Regions from separate parts of the Homo sapiens genome. Here region 1 is linked to region 2. Evidence: chromatin loops called from intact Hi-C (ENCODE). Cell type or tissue: mammary epithelial cell. All regions are shown on one strand. Links, peaks and the distances in the headings refer to the core of each region. The heading gives the core; the rest is flanking DNA. Region 1 overlaps DSP (desmoplakin). Region 2 overlaps SSR1 (signal sequence receptor subunit 1).

Region 1 (5,949 bases), core at 1-4,000, 260 kb after region 2:
TGATCAGAGAGATGCGGCAGATGGGCCAGCCCTGTGATGCTTACCAGAAAAGGTATTGTCCACAGAGCATGGATCGGGCAGTCCCCATGAAAAAGAACACCACATAACCAGTTACACTCAATTCCATGACCCAGGGCTTCCTTTGAAGGCAGCACAAATGTTCCCAAGGAAAGGTTTGCTTACTTGGTATTTTGCAACTTTATTATGTATCTCTAATACAAAGTGACCATTTCATTATAGGTGTTAACTGTACCTCCCTTTAGAGGACAGAAAGCCCTTTGGCATGGCATTTGACTTTTTTTTTTTTTTTTTTTTTTTTTGAGACAGGGTCTCGCTCTGTCACCCAGGCTGGAGTGCAGTGGCACAAATGTGGCTCGCCGCAGCCTCAACCTCCTGGGCTCAAGCAATCCTCCCACTTCAGCCTATCAAGTAGTTGGGCTATCGGCATGTGCCATACCTAGCAAATTAAAAAAAAATTTTTTGTGGAGACAGGGTTTTGCCATGTTGCTTAGGCTGATCTCGAAGTCCTAGGCTCAAGCAATCCTCCGTCTTGTGCTTCCCAAAGTGCTGGGATTACAGGTGTGAATCACTTAAGGGTCTAATATCAAGTCAAGCTTAGTTTAATAAATATAAAAATGAGACCCTTAGAGTTGGAAACAAAGACTATAAGGCAGAAAAATGTAGTCTGAATTTGTTCTACTACTACCTGGGGCCCAGGGTACTAGGAAAACTCCCAGGACAAAACGCAAGAGAAAATGAAAGTTGCTCCCAGGTTAGGCAAAGGCAGTGACGCTTTCTATGCTGTTACGCACTTTGAACCTCTTCCTAAGATTTAATTTTTTGTATGTGATTAAGACTTAAGTCCTGGGGTAAAGAAAAAAAAATCTTCAAATACCATAAAACATTTGTAGCTTCTCTATTGACACAAAAGACTCAGAAAAGGGGAAATTTGCCCAGAACGGGTTTTCATAGGCTGTTTTCCTGCAGTGGTTTAAAGGTTTTTTTCTTTGCAGGCTTCTTCAGCTCCAAGAGCAAATGCGAGCCCTTTATAAAGCCATCAGTGTCCCTCGAGTCCGCAGGGCCAGCTCCAAGGGTGGTGGAGGCTACACTTGTCAGAGTGGCTCTGGCTGGGATGAGTTCACCAAACATGTCACCAGTGAATGTTTGGGGTGGATGAGGCAGCAAAGGGTAAGCAGCTTCTTGAACAGCCCAAACCTGTGCAGGCCAGACGTTCCAGCACGATGGGGTCAGCCCATGTGTTTGTGTGACAAAGAGTCTTCTAGACCTCAGGTGGCGGCAGCAGCTTGCTGTTTGCAGGATTTTCCTCCTATACAATTTGAAAAGTGGTCTTCTATTTTGGAATGAATGAGATTTCAGTGTGGCTTGGGGAATCAGCCTCATTGCTTTATAGTCATCCTTTATCACACAGGTCATATTTAACATGTGTAATTTAGTTAGTAGACTTTGAATATCCAGTTCTTATATTGACCACCGGAAAGATCTGTTGTGGGAGTTTATGTGCTAAATAACTTCATTGTTCTATGTGAGTGGCAACTGACCTCATCTGTTTTACTCATAGGTACTTGAAAAAAAGCCCATTGTGGCAGTTCATTTAAAATGGTCATAGATTGGAGGAGCTGGAAACAGTGAAACTAGCCATTCTGGTTTAGGCTCATTGGTTGCTTACCTTAGACTTTTGAAGTCTCAGTTGTCTCATTGTGCAACCATCACGTCACCAGTGTGGGAGTGAAGCAAAATAATGTTGGAAGGATATGCTGATCCTTTCCCTAGAACTGGAGTTTCTGCAAAGTATTTTTCAAGACTAATGATTGTTGTGTTGTTTCATGTAGTCATTATGTCCTATAATGAACAGGTGGTGGTAGAAATATGCCACAATCATGTAGATGGGAATTTTATAATGAAAACCTACTCCTAACCCTTCCCTTGAGAATGTGGATGTGTTAGAGTGATAAGTTGTGGAGAGATTGTTATGCAATTTAGATGTGGTTGTAAGAAAGCTTGGTTTGATTAGTTGTTAGACTAATTCAGCAGTGGTTCTAAAATTTCTCAACTCCTTTAAAATTTTTGTGTATTCTTTCCTAAGTAGTGAGGACTTCAGTGACTAAACATTTATTCATTCATTCAGTTACCTTTTTCTCCCATTTATTATAAAGAATATAAGCTATTACAGAAGGTAAGGCTTAGAAAGAACAAAAGTCAGTTAAAATATCAGAAACCTAAATACAAATCTATTTGTATGTTTTTCAAATTTCCTTCTAATCTTCGAGCACATTTCTTGAGGATTTTATATGTAGTGCCACCCAAGGGTACAAAGATTATGGTCCCTAGTCCTGAAAATGAATGTTATCGAAGAAAACAAGATGCATACGCTCAAATGCCAAATTTCTGTCTAGATCAGCTATAATACATTCTTGCTTAGTTAGAGGGGAGGGTGGCCAGCTCCTGTGGAGTGGAACAGTCACAGGAAGACATAGCGGAGCTGATGGGGCTTAACTACATCTTAAGGATCCACAATGATGGGCAAAACAGCCTTCCAATCAAATTAGTTTGAAATGTCATATCTCCTAAAGTTTTCTTAGTATGACAGTTATAAAAAAAGACAGCCTGTAATTTGTCATTTTTTTGTATTTATGTTGGGTGTAGCTTAAGAATGTAGTAAATGCTCAATGTCTTTAAATTTTGGAAAAGTATTACCACATGAATTCAGTTTTATGTCATTTTCTTTTTTTTTTTTTTGAGAGGGAGTCTCACTCTGTTGCCCAGGCAGGAGTGCAGTGGCATGATCTCGTCTCACTGCAACCTCTATCTCCCGGGTTCAAGCAATTCTCCTGCTTCAGCCTGCCGAGTATCTGGGACTACAGGCGTGTGCCACCATGGCAAGCTGATTTTTTGCATTTTTAGTAGAGACGGGGGTTTTGCCATATTGGTCAGGCTGATCTCGAACTCCTGACCTTGTGATCCGCCCGCCTTGGCCTCCCAAAGTATTGGGTTTACAGGTGTGAGCCACCACGCCCAGCCAGTTTTATGTCGTTTTCTAACAGAAGCAATTGATAAGCGATGCTTTCCGGGTTAGGCACGCAGCCCTCATGGTTGCAAACAAACTAAAAGCTGTTTGATTGCTTACTGCAGGTTCGCTCTGGGATTTGCTGTGGCTCCTTTCCTCTTATCGCTTGTTCCCCTGCATGCTTTACCTCATTCCCAGGAGACTGAGCTGCAGGGCCCAGCTGATAAGGGAACTGTTGCCCCAGCAGCCAGTCAGGAGGCAGGCACTCCTGAGCCAGGTTTTTGTTTTGTTTTCCCGATTTGTGTTTGCCGATGGACAGGTCAGATACGATACACCTGGCTGGTAATGAGACGCCTGAGCTGGAGCCTGGTCACGTTGCTAATGTCCCACTGCACGCACCTGGCTGTCTCTGGTTTAAAGCCGAGACAGCTGTGGGAGAGAAGGGTCAAAGTCCCGGGTAACCTTCTGTTGTCTGACTCTGAAATGGCTCCCCTTTCTGAAGCCTTGCCAAGTGTATTAGAACATGGATGTGGCTTAGAACAATGTGTTTTATGTTCTTGCTGCAATCCCAGATTGGAATGTTTGCCCTTGGCATGTCCAAGAGATGACACAGGTGATTTGGAAATTTACATGTACTCATGCAAAAGAAGGGTGAGATAATGGACTTGCCCCAGTGTGGAACTGGCGGAACAGTGTGTGTGATTCTTATTGTGAAACATTCTTAAATTTGAGGCTCAAATAATAAATTTAGTCAGATTTAATTTTTTAAAAAAGGTAACTTAAGTCCACAATCCTAATATTGCCAACACTCATGGAAATTGAATCCTTGAGTAGATATAGTGACTTCCCTTTGAAGTGGCCCATAGGGAGTTTTGCATCCTAAAAGGGAATGGTATATCCTGGATTTTAAAAAGCCAATAATTACATCCATCAAGACAATATAAAGAAATAAACAATGAAAGATGCTTTTAGGTTGACTATTTAGTTTGGGGAACAGTGTATGATTGCATTTATTTAATGATTTTTTTATGCACATTTAAGAATGATTAAATGAGTATTTTATAACATATCATACATATATATGCACACATATGTTCTGTGCACATGCTTGCTTGCCTGTGCACAGGTAGATTTGGTTTTTTTTTTTTTTCAGAAGACATGATCTTGGTTTTCAGGTTCCCATTTCTAAATTTCCTTCTCTGCCCATCTTGAGCTGGGGTCAAGCAAGTTGAGGGAAGTATTTGGCAACCCTGCATTAGCCATTTGGGAACCTTTAAAAAATATTCTGGCTTCAAAAATACTCCATATTTACATCTTTGGTTCTATCTGAAGTAAAGCCGTGATGGTGTGCGTAAGTGAAACAGGTGCAAAGGGGCAACAACAAAGGGCGCCTCTCTTTGTCTTTGTGTCGCAGGCGGAGATGGACATGGTGGCCTGGGGTGTGGACCTGGCCTCAGTGGAGCAGCACATTAACAGCCACCGGGGCATCCACAACTCCATCGGCGACTATCGCTGGCAGCTGGACAAAATCAAAGCCGACCTGGTACTTGTCTGTGTTTCATTTTAGAGTCTTCAAAATATCTACCGAAGGATCGTGTAATTACTCAATCCCAGGGAGTTTCTTCTGAAACATTGCTATTATTTCTTTCCCAGAAGACTGGAAATGTTTAGAAATCCCACTTCTTAAATGGGGAAGTGGAATCAGTAGCCCTATTAGAGATTATGTTAACACTTGAAGAGGAGTTAAACCAGAGGCTGAGGTTGTGCAAACACTCATTTGCAGTTTGTGAATAAGTCTCTTTAGGGGTGGCAGTTTGTTTCTGCGGTAAGCAGAACATCTTTTTGAATAGGGGAAATGCAACAGTCTTATACAGTAGTTTGTGTCATTGGTGAATCCTTTCCTAGGTGGTAATTAAAACATTATTTCTACTGAGCAAAGCCATATGTCATCCCGACACCCGCTCCCATGCTGAAAAAAGTCAGACTTGAAACTGGGTTGAGAATTACAGCATAAAATCATAACTGATCTTAAGTGCTTAGTTTCCCGCAGGTCTCTACACTTGTAAATCACTAAACTTTTTTTTTTTTTTTTTACCTGAGACCATAGCTTCTCATCCTCATTTCTTCTTCTGGCTTTTTGGGGCTTACTTTTGTCCACCTGAGCCCCTGACCAACTTTCTCCTTCATTTCTCTAAGACCTAGGGAATCCTAAATGATGTCTTTAAACTTTAAGACAATTTTCTAACACGTGAGTCTTTAAGTGACCCTGATCTGGGCTTTCCTTTGTGGAGACGGTGCTGCCAGGCCAGCAAGGGTTTGCTTTCCAACCGCCTAGGAAAAAGTCCCCATGGGTGAAATATCTCATAGAGCTAGTAATTCTTTCTTTCTATGGAGGGATCTGAGGCCAGTATCTGAAGAAAAGGAGGCTTAGAAGGGCCACTCTTTTCTATACAATCCACAAGGGGATTTATATCTACCTGCTTTTTGTTGTCTTCTAGCGCGAGAAATCTGCGATCTACCAGTTGGAGGAGGAGTATGAAAACCTGCTGGTAAGCTGATTTATTTCTCAAGTGCATCGACTTTCTGTTGTTTCCAATTCAATTCAGTTCAAGAAATATCAAGCACATCCTGGCGGGGAGGCACCTGTTCATCGATGCTAATGTTGTTGCTGCTGCTGAGTTTCCTTTAGAAGTGAATTTTAAAAGTTGTTTTCTTTTCTTTTTTTCTTTTAAGTAGAGACAGGGTTTCACCATGTTCACCATGTTAACCAGGGTGGTCTCAAACTCCTGACCTCAAGTGATCCGCCCGCCTTGGCCTTCCAAAGTGCTGGGATTACAGGCGTGAGCCACTGCGCCCGGCCTAAAAGTTGTTTTCAGAAGTCAGTCCCTACTGCTGTTCTGTTTTCAAGTTGTGTCACATAAATG
Region 2 (4,000 bases), core at 1-4,000:
CACTAGAAATTTAACTCAGACACAAGGTAAACATGTTAACACCAGGGTAATGAAAAGGTTGAATTAGCTTCCAAGAGAAAATAAAATTTCCTCGTCTGAAAACTTTTTGACAGAGGAATGGTTTAGATGTGCTCTCATTTAGAGGACCTATTTCTACTAGGGTTCTCTCATTCAGTCATTGATGACTGATATATAGTATACATTATTAAAAATCATAAGGCATCAGAGCTTATATTAGGACATTTGGTTCTCCTAAATCAAAAAGTAAATGATAAACCTTGCTGCTGAAACTACATTGAAAATATATGGTTCTATTTTATCTATGAGTACATAAAATGATGGGAAAACAATTATAGACAGTCTTTAAATTTACAAACAGAAGTAGTAAAATGGGCAAAATGCAAGCAACAAAAGGAGGTACAAAACAAATTATTTGACAGATCTTTTATTCTTTTTTTGAGATGGAGTCTCACTCTGTGGCCCAGGCTGGAGTACAATGGTGCGATCTCAGCTCACTGCAACCTCCGCCTCCCAGGTTCAAGTGATTCTCCTGCCTCAGCCTCCCGAGTAGCTGGGATTACAGGCGACTGCCACCATGCCCAGCTAATTTTTGTATTTTTAGTAGAGACAGGGTTTCACCAGGTTGGCCAGGCTGGTCTCGAACTCCCGACCTCAGGTGATCCACCCACCTCAGCTTCCCAAAGTGCTGAGATTACAGGTGTGAGCCACTGTACCCAGCAACAGATCTTAACATCTGAATAAGCTGTAGACTCCATTGTGTGTCTTACTGCTCCTTTTCCCATTAAGATCCGGCTCATAGCTTTACTTACATCTCCATTTTCACTTCCACTCCCACACAATAGCACCTTATTCCCCTTATCTCTAGTATGCATCACTTATCAGCATGTTCTAGTGCCTGTTTTCATATGCCTCCCCCACTGGATTAGACTTGAAGAAGAAACGTGCAATTTATCTTTGCTTCCCTGGTGGCTATCACAGGTTCAACCACAAAACAGGCAACTGAATGAACAGATATATTCTATTAAACAACGTCACCGCCCCCATCCATCTCTAACTTAAACAAAAAGAAGGTTTAGAGGATCTTACGTTCAAATCTTTGTAGTTCAGATTGATGACCAAACCAAATGGTCGTCCGCCCATGGGCTCTGCAGGAATGAAAGAGTACTCAAAAGTTGCCTGTCTCTGGGGTGGCACTACAGTGTTCAGAGGAAGAGCTGTGAAATTCTGGATATAAAACTGGTAGTCCTGAGGATAACGGAATGAGGCATCTAAGGATTCAACAATAAAATCTTCTGTACCCTTGTTGGTAAAGCCTACCAGGAACTTCACAATGTTATTTGCTGGAAAATCTGAGAAACAAAATAGAGACAAAAAAATTAGAACACATGGAAAGAGCACAAAATATTTAAAAAGGCATTACTAATGGATTCTGGCACCCTTTCCTGTGGACTTTGGTGTCAGAATCCCTTCCAATAGAGCACTCCAGTCACCTACTAACGAGAAATTGGTTCAAGTTGCTGTATAGGCTGAAACCCTTTTGTCTGTACGCTAGCACTCCCACATAAGCATTCAATAAGCGTCTCAATTTCAGACCAGATCACATCCAAATCATGTGGTAAAAAAGAGTTGCGTATTTTTGGCAGTGAAATAATCAAGCAGCAGGGTTACGTGTGTTGGTGAAGTCACCTTCACCTCCAGCTTAGTGTTATCTGTGCAGGTAAATAGAAGAATGAAGAAAAGATAAAGTCCAAGAGTTTCATCTGAAAACTAGCATCTGTTAGAACGTAAAAATTAATCAGGCAATCCCAATCCACGTTAAGCAATTAATCAAAATGCAAATTTGAAGGTTAAGACCCAAGGATGTAGCTACAAAAATGGAAGAAAAAAAGCATAATAAAATTATACTTCCTACAGGCATAAAGTTCAAAAGCACATGAGAATAAAACAGAAAATGTAAGAAGACCAAGAAAATTCATAACTTTCAATATTAAGTCTTCAATAATTATACAGTAGTCTACAAAGCTGAGTTTCACTGAGTACAGCACAGGCTATGGGGCCAACAGATCTAGGTCTGGATCCTGTGTTCTCCAATCTATTTATGAACTGGGAGCCCTGACCAGTTTCTTCTCCAAACTTCAGTTCGACAATGACTACGCTCAGTGGGTTTGTCAGAACTAAATAATACATGCCAAGTATTGAGAATATAGCCCTCAATAAATTATCAGCCATAATTATTTTCTTTTAATAAAACCTAGGCACTGGCCGGGTGTGGTGGCTCACACCTGTAATCCCAGTACTTCAGGAGGCAGAGGCGGGCGGATCATGAGGTGGAGATTGAGACCATCCTGGCCAACATGGTGAAACCCCATCCCTACTAAAAATACAAAAATTAGCTGGGCGTGATGGAGCGTGCCTGTAGTCTTGGCTACTCAGGAGGCTGAGTCAGGAGAATCACTTGAACCTGGGAGGCAGAGGTTGCAGTGAGCCGAGATCACACCACTGCACTGCAGCCTGGCAACAGAGCAAGACTCCATCTCAAAAAACAAACAAACAAAAAATCCTAGGCTCTAACCTAGACCATATTGGAAAAATTAAGTATCTCATTAATGGTTAACACTCAAAATGTGACAAAGGGCCAGACGCGGTGGCTCATGCCTGTAATTCCAGCACTTTGGAAGACCGAGACGGACAGATCACGAGGTCAGGAGTTCGAGACCAGCCCGACCAACATGGTGAAACCCTGTCTATTAAAAATACAAAAAATTAGCCAGGCGTGGTGGCACGTGCCTGTAATCCCAGCCACTAGGGAGGCTGAGGCAGGAGAATCGCTTGAAACCGGGAGGCCTCGGAGGTTGCAGTGAGCCGAGATCATACCACTGCACTCCAGCCTGGGTGACAGAGCGAGACTACATCTTAAAAAAAAAAAAAAAAAAAAAAAAAAGACAAAGTTACTTTGCTGTGGCAGTTTAAAGAAGTTTTAAAACATCATCTTTCTCAGGAGGCTGAGGCAGGAAAATCGATTAAACCTGGGAGGTGAAGGTTGCAGTGAGTCGAGAGGGGGCCACTGCTCTCCAGCCTGGGTGACAGAGCCAGACCCTGTCTCAAAAACAAAATCTTTGAAAAGGACAGTCAATTTCTAGTTAAACTAGGTAGTATTTATTTTATTTTTTCCCCTTGGTTTATTTTTTATTGTGTCTATATCACCTACGTATTCCCTTTAAATGCCAACAATATTACTTTACAGATATGGGTATTCAGATATATATGAACAAGCTCATCGTTTTAAAATGCCTACATCTGAATTAAAACTAATACTTCTGTATTACCTTCTCCTTTTACAAACAGTATAGTTGTATCTGCACTCGGTGAAGCTTCAGGTTCACCAGACACATCTTCTTCCTCTTTATCTTCTACCTAAGAAAAAGAACAATTAAGAGGAGATTACTATGGGAGAAAAAAAAATCATTATTTAAAAATAAAGATTTGGCCGGGCACGGTGGCTCACACTTATAATCTCAGCACTTGGCCGAGGCAGGCAGATCACCTGAAGTCAGGAGCTCGAGACCAGCCTGGCCAACATGGCGAAACCCCGTTCTCTACTAAAAATACAAAAATTAGCCAGGTGTGGTGGCACATGCCTGTAATCCCAGCTACTCGGAAGGCTAAGGCAGGAGAATCGCTTGAATCCGGGAGGTAGAGGTTGTATGAGCTGAGAATGCCCCAATGCAAGACTCCGACTCAAAAAAAAGAAATAAAGACTTCACTTTATGTTAGGAAGAAATATTGCTTCTCTACAGCTTTGCTGGGATTAGCAATAAGAATTTCATCATACCTCATTAATTAAAACAGAACTTTTGGAGCAGTGCCTCTTGAACAGTAATGTGCCTACCAATTCTTTGGGGATGTTGCAGATCTAATTCAGGTCTAGGGCAAAGCCTATCATTCTCTTTCTAACAAGCACCCAGAAAATGCCAAAGCT

Evidence for each region. Peaks named below come from ENCODE experiments on the same cell type or tissue, not always from the same donor. Only the 100,000 strongest peaks of a DNase experiment are listed, where the experiment ranks them.
Region 1: it touches region 2 in a loop (4-fold over the local background); 5 of 110 quality-filtered maps call a loop at or near these places.

What each region holds. Positions count from the first base shown.
Region 1 is chr6:7,558,213-7,564,161 of GRCh38, forward strand. DSP (desmoplakin) reads left to right here. Exons shown (of 24, transcript NM_004415.4): 3 at 1-52; 4 at 1,014-1,188; 5 at 4,440-4,568; 6 at 5,524-5,574. Among named protein-coding and RNA genes, the nearest start is that of DSP-AS1, 18 kb to the left of the region's middle. RefSeq lists an enhancer at 2,715-4,290. In mammary epithelial cell, for the core only: no CTCF peak of the experiment used is centred there; DNase peaks (open chromatin) are centred at 1,629 and 3,409; H3K27ac peaks cover 3,499 bases.
Region 2 is chr6:7,300,203-7,304,202 of GRCh38, forward strand. SSR1 (signal sequence receptor subunit 1) reads right to left here. Exons shown (of 8, transcript NM_003144.5): 3 at 3,348-3,435; 4 at 1,108-1,370. Among named protein-coding and RNA genes, the nearest start is that of SSR1, 11 kb to the right of the region's middle. In mammary epithelial cell, for the core only: no CTCF peak of the experiment used is centred there; no DNase peak of the experiment used is centred there.